Regions from separate parts of the Homo sapiens genome. Here region 2 is linked to region 1. A link is a loop called in an ENCODE intact Hi-C map of the cell type or tissue named here. Cell type or tissue: psoas muscle. All regions are shown on one strand.

Region 1 (2,500 bases):
AACCTGAACCAAGACCCTGGACTCTATAACTCACTCATTTCTACTCCGACATCTTGTTACCACCTGAATGATGTGAGTACGTGTTCCTTGCAGGGACAGTTCTGGGTTCTTTCACAAGTATGTTCTCAGTTAACTGTCACATCAAACCTAGGAGAAATATAATCCCAATTAAGTAGATAATGAAAGTGACACCTGGCTGTATAAAGTATTATATCTGAGACCACACAGCATGTATGTAGTGGTGCCAAGATTCAAACTCCAAAGCCTGGATTTTCCTGCAGTGTTATATATAGTCAACATTCCACATTTTTAAATTATCCTTGAAAAATATTCTTTCAAATTTGCTAAGAGTTAGTGCCTTGTGATTCACTTTGTCAGCATTTCTCAGCAAAAGTATCCCAAGTAGGAAAATCCCAACACTTAACACTTTTGATCCAGGGAAGAAGAGTCATTTATCCAACCTTGCCAGTCGTCACTGCTATAGAACAACAATAATAGCAGCCAACCTTTATTGAGCACTGTAAGTCACAGCACTGGACGAGTTGCTTCATGTTCATCTCCTTTAAGCTTCACAACAGTCCTGAGAAGTAAATAGTTCATCTCCATTTCACAGACAGAAAAATTGAAGTGAAGAGTCAAGTCATTGATCCCAGGAAGAACTTTCAAAAGGATATGTGTTTGCTTGTGGTGATGCAAAAGGAGAGTTTTTTCAATACTTGATATAGTTGGAAAAGAACAGAAGGTGTGTGAAAACTTTGAAATGAAAAATTAATTTTCCTCCTCACACTGGACATCACAGTTAAACCTATTACCTAGGTAGTTTCCCTCTGATGGATTCCTGATTTAACAGTCACGCTGTGTTCCACAAGGGCTGACTTTAGAGAAAGTCTTGTGAGCCCAGGGGTGCATGGGTATTATGGAGTAAGAAACACACCCCAAAATAGATTATTCAGTGTTTTTCAAGTTATTTTTAGTCCCTTCTGGTCATTTCTTACTCTAGGAATAAAAAGAAGAGAAAGTTACAGAAGATTGTTAAAGAAAAGAGAAGGGAGAGAGCTGAAATCAGTCCATAATTTAGAGATGGCTACACATGCTTGGGACTTAATCACCCAGGATGTCACTGCAAGTCCAAACAGCTGTCAAAAATTGGGGAAACACAACACAATACAAAGTGGGGGGAGGTATATATATATATATATATACACTTATATACATATATACACATATATAAACATATATAGTACATAATACACTGTACATTGTATGTTTTTAAGATGACATGCCTGTCTAAACATGTTTTGCATCACATAGTGAATCTGGTGCACGCCAGTGCAGGACAGCCTCAGTTAAATGGGAAGGGGTTAGCCAGGGACAGCTGGCTTTAGCAGGAGGTCAGGGACAGAGACTGGCAGAGACAACTGCATGGCAGTTGCGGCAGGGAGGGGGTGGGCATATGGGACCGAAGGTGGTGAAGTAAGCTAGTTGTGTTCAGAGACAACAAGTGGACTGACTTGGTTGTGAGAAATAGAATGCTTGATCAAATGACTTAAGAATAAGAACCAGGTTTGAACTCTCTTTTCCACTAGGACTTACTATGTAACTTTGGACAATTGACTACTTCCTGAGCCTCAACTTCCTTATCTGTAAAGTAAGTTAAAAAAAAAAAAAAAACTATTTCCTGGGTTTGTTGAGTATTAAATATATAGTAGGTGCTTAACAACTGGCCCTTCCTCTTGTTCTTCTTGGTTGCTAAGGAGAAATTGTGTTATGGCAGAAAAGCACATGCCATGCATTGCACCTGGGTGTCTTTCCCATATTATCGTCTTTGCAACAACCCTCAGGAGAGGCTTTCTTTGTCCTCATTTCACATCGGGGCAATAAGAGGTTCCAGAGATGATGTAACTTGCCCTATGTCACAGAGCTGGTTTGTAACAGAAGAGGAAGGGTCAAAACCAGGTGTGTCTGACCGCCAGGGCCATGACTGTTCCACTGTATCTGGCAGCTTCCTAAGCAATGAGTGAAGAGATTGAAAGGAATCAGTGAGAGGAATCCTCACAAGACAGGCTGAGAGTTAGCGTAATACTAGCAGCAAGTGCCTAAATCCATGCTCTCATTTGCTTGATATGCTTTATGAACTCTGGGTGAAGCTGAGGCTTTGCCATTTTCAACCAGAATAACCTACTTCTGGTTACTCACCTGGGAGATGAACAAACCTAAAGAATTTAACATCCCTGCCCCAGTTTCCTCATCCATAAAATGGACAGTCTGGACTAAGAGATTTCTCAAGTCACTTCTACCTCTAAAACAGTGAGCATGTGGGTAAAATTACAAAGTTTGGAACAGGGACACCAATCACTATTCTCAGAGCCAGCTCTTGAAAATGACGCCTCTTACACTAGAAGCCTTTGTCACCCAAAAAGTTGTATAATCAGAGAATCCTAGAATCATATAGTAATGTTCTTGAACCCTTCAATTCAAAATACATGAACATACATTCACT
Region 2 (2,500 bases), 190 kb before region 1:
ATATAATGCAAGCCACATATGTGGCCACTGTGTCAGGCAGCACAGATCTAGCACATATAAAAATCCTTCCCAATTAGTTATTTTCATTCAGATTTCAAGTGACCTGCCTAGAATTTGTGAGGCACCTATCCCCTAATACTTAGTTTCAGATTTTCTACTGAGAGTCATGACCCCAATTTCTATTTAGTCTTTTTTAGAGTGGCTGGCGAGTAAGGGAAGTAATTGAGTTTATTTTTTTATGTGTTCTTTGCTTTTGAGTAATGTAACCTTTTTCTGGACCAGCTAGGCACTCCCAAGACAGAACATTCACTCATTCATTCATCCATTCATTCAATTTGTTAAACTCATCTTTATTTGATGCTTACTACATGTTAGGCACATCGTTATCCAGGCTATCCAATAGTACTTTTGAGTTTGCAGGTTCTACCACCAACAGCCTCTCGCCTCCCTTCCCTCTGTCTTCTACCACCGCCAGGTTTTCCCCAGTGTAAGATGGCAGGGGTGTGAGGGGACGGTCTCCAGATGTCAATGCATAAAATCCAACCAAAGCAGAAAAACATCCACAGAGCCTCAAAGCTAAATGTAAACTGATGGTAATCAATAATAGCCCTTTTTTTCCCCCTCAAGACATGTGAACAGTAAGTTCACCAAGGTTCTTAAACTAGGTTCTGCTTGCCAGCACATTCCTTTATATTTCTAATCCTCTTCAACTTAATTTTTTCCTACAAGTTTTCTGTGAAGAGAAGAGAAAAGCTGTTTATGTACTGAGTTACTATTCCTGGCAGAGTCAGACATGAGGGTGGTGACTTATGGTGGCTGGAGTGGGTGGAGGGCAGATGTGTGAGAACGGATGTCAAAACACCTACATGGGGAGCATGAAAGCTTACCTCGTATACTTGGCCAGCTGCAGAGCAGGATCTTGCAGAGCACTGCGGGCAACATTTTCCAGGGACTCGGACTACAGTCTCATCCTTAACACGCAGAACAGGAACAATCCATCACAAAGTGATATTAATAAGATCCACAACAGCAGGAAAATTTCATTCACAGCCAACTAAATCATGCCCCCAAGCATCTATAACAGCACTTGCCTCTCATTTAACATTTCTTAGTCACCTGGGACTCTGATAAGAATGAACAATTCCAAGGTCAGTGTGCCCTTAAGAAGTTTGCACATGCCTCAAGTCCTGTCTTATTTTAAAAACAAAGAAAAGCACAAATAACAATAATAATGGTTCTTGGTGTCTTCCAGGCACTGTTCTAAGTGCTTCACATGACCCTATGAGTAGATGCTCTTATCCTTGCTTTACAAAAGAGAATAGTAAAGACCAGAGAGGTGTGTAACTTGCCCAAGGTCACACAGCTAACTTGGTAATGGTAACTGGTTGGCAGCAGGACTTCTGAGTACCAACCATACCAACATTTAAGAACATTGATACTCCTGCTGAATCATCCTGAAACTCAAAAGTGAAGGTATCCTTCCTTTGATAAGCTACTTCACTATTATTTTGCATATATAAATGTATAAATTTATTTACATGAATGGACACATATTTATATGTGCATTGGAGAGGTCTTTCACATGAAAAAAAATCACTCATATCTCTAGGTATCTGGGAATAAGCCAGTGCAGAGAAATGTGGGTGACAGATTAAATGCCCAAAGAACCCTTTCCCAGCTACTCTATGTCCCTACATTCTCACCTCTGCCACAACCACCACTCCCAGAATATCAGACTATTTGTCTCTGCTGCCCTAAGAAGAATTTTCTTTCTTTAATTTTCATTAATGCCAAAGAGTCAGCCTCTCACTTTGACTTATCACTACAGCCTTCTTCAATGTCAGGAAAGGAGACATGAAAGGCAGAGGAAATGGTGAGAACAAACCAAGTGTCAATAACTAAGAAGTGGTAGATCTTATACAGAAGATAAATCTGGAACAGTTGTCTTCACTTTCTCTTATGAGGAGTAGAAAACACAATTTTATTGTCATTGTTACTCTGGTATTCATGCTGCAAGAACAAGAAGGCCAGTCTACTTGGGAGGGGTGGAGTCACAGAACTTTTAATTTTTCGTGGAAAACCCCAGTCATACCTCAGCAATTCTTTAACCCCATTATATATGATCAGTTGTATTCATGTATTACTACCTAACTGGGATTTATTTCAAATGCCTGAACCACTAGAATTAAATTGACAACTATTTTCTCTGTTTTAGGTTGTTTTATTTCTTTATTTTTCTATATGCAAAGTATTATGACCACTGATTGTTTAATGGAATATGTGGAAATTGAACTTGCACTGAAATCATTTAGTGTTTCTTGACTACAGACAGATCTCTTCAGCTTAATAAGCTTTCAGTGAGAAAATGAAGGTTAGCTGATGTTACACTATTCAGCAACTTTATTATAATAAACAAATGAACTAAGCCTTACACAATGTCAGACAAACAGGAAACAAATGTCAAAATCACAAATCTTGAATAGGCATAGAGTTAGCATCA

What was found. A loop is a pair of places that touch in the nucleus more often than their neighbours do. Peaks named below come from ENCODE experiments on the same cell type or tissue, not always from the same donor. Only the 100,000 strongest peaks of a DNase experiment are listed, where the experiment ranks them.
Region 2: a loop joins it to region 1, with 2.1 times the contacts of the local background. A loop is called at or near these places in 1 of 110 quality-filtered maps.

Annotation. Positions count from the first base shown.
Region 1 is chr4:78,068,958-78,071,457 of GRCh38, reverse strand. The region is part of intron 2 of FRAS1 (Fraser extracellular matrix complex subunit 1); the gene reads right to left. It overlaps LOC107986293 (a long non-coding RNA gene), which reads right to left. Exons shown (of 2, transcript XR_001741746.1): 2 at 1-996. Among named protein-coding and RNA genes, the nearest start is that of FRAS1, 13 kb to the right of the region's middle. In psoas muscle, no CTCF peak of the experiment used is centred here; a DNase peak (open chromatin) is centred at 1,417; H3K4me3 peaks cover 579 bases; H3K27ac peaks cover 1,233 bases.
Region 2 is chr4:78,263,496-78,265,995 of GRCh38, reverse strand. It overlaps FRAS1 (Fraser extracellular matrix complex subunit 1), which reads right to left. Exons shown (of 74, transcript NM_025074.7): 7 at 888-971. Among named protein-coding and RNA genes, the nearest start is that of SNORD161, 24 kb to the left of the region's middle. In psoas muscle, no CTCF peak of the experiment used is centred here; no DNase peak of the experiment used is centred here.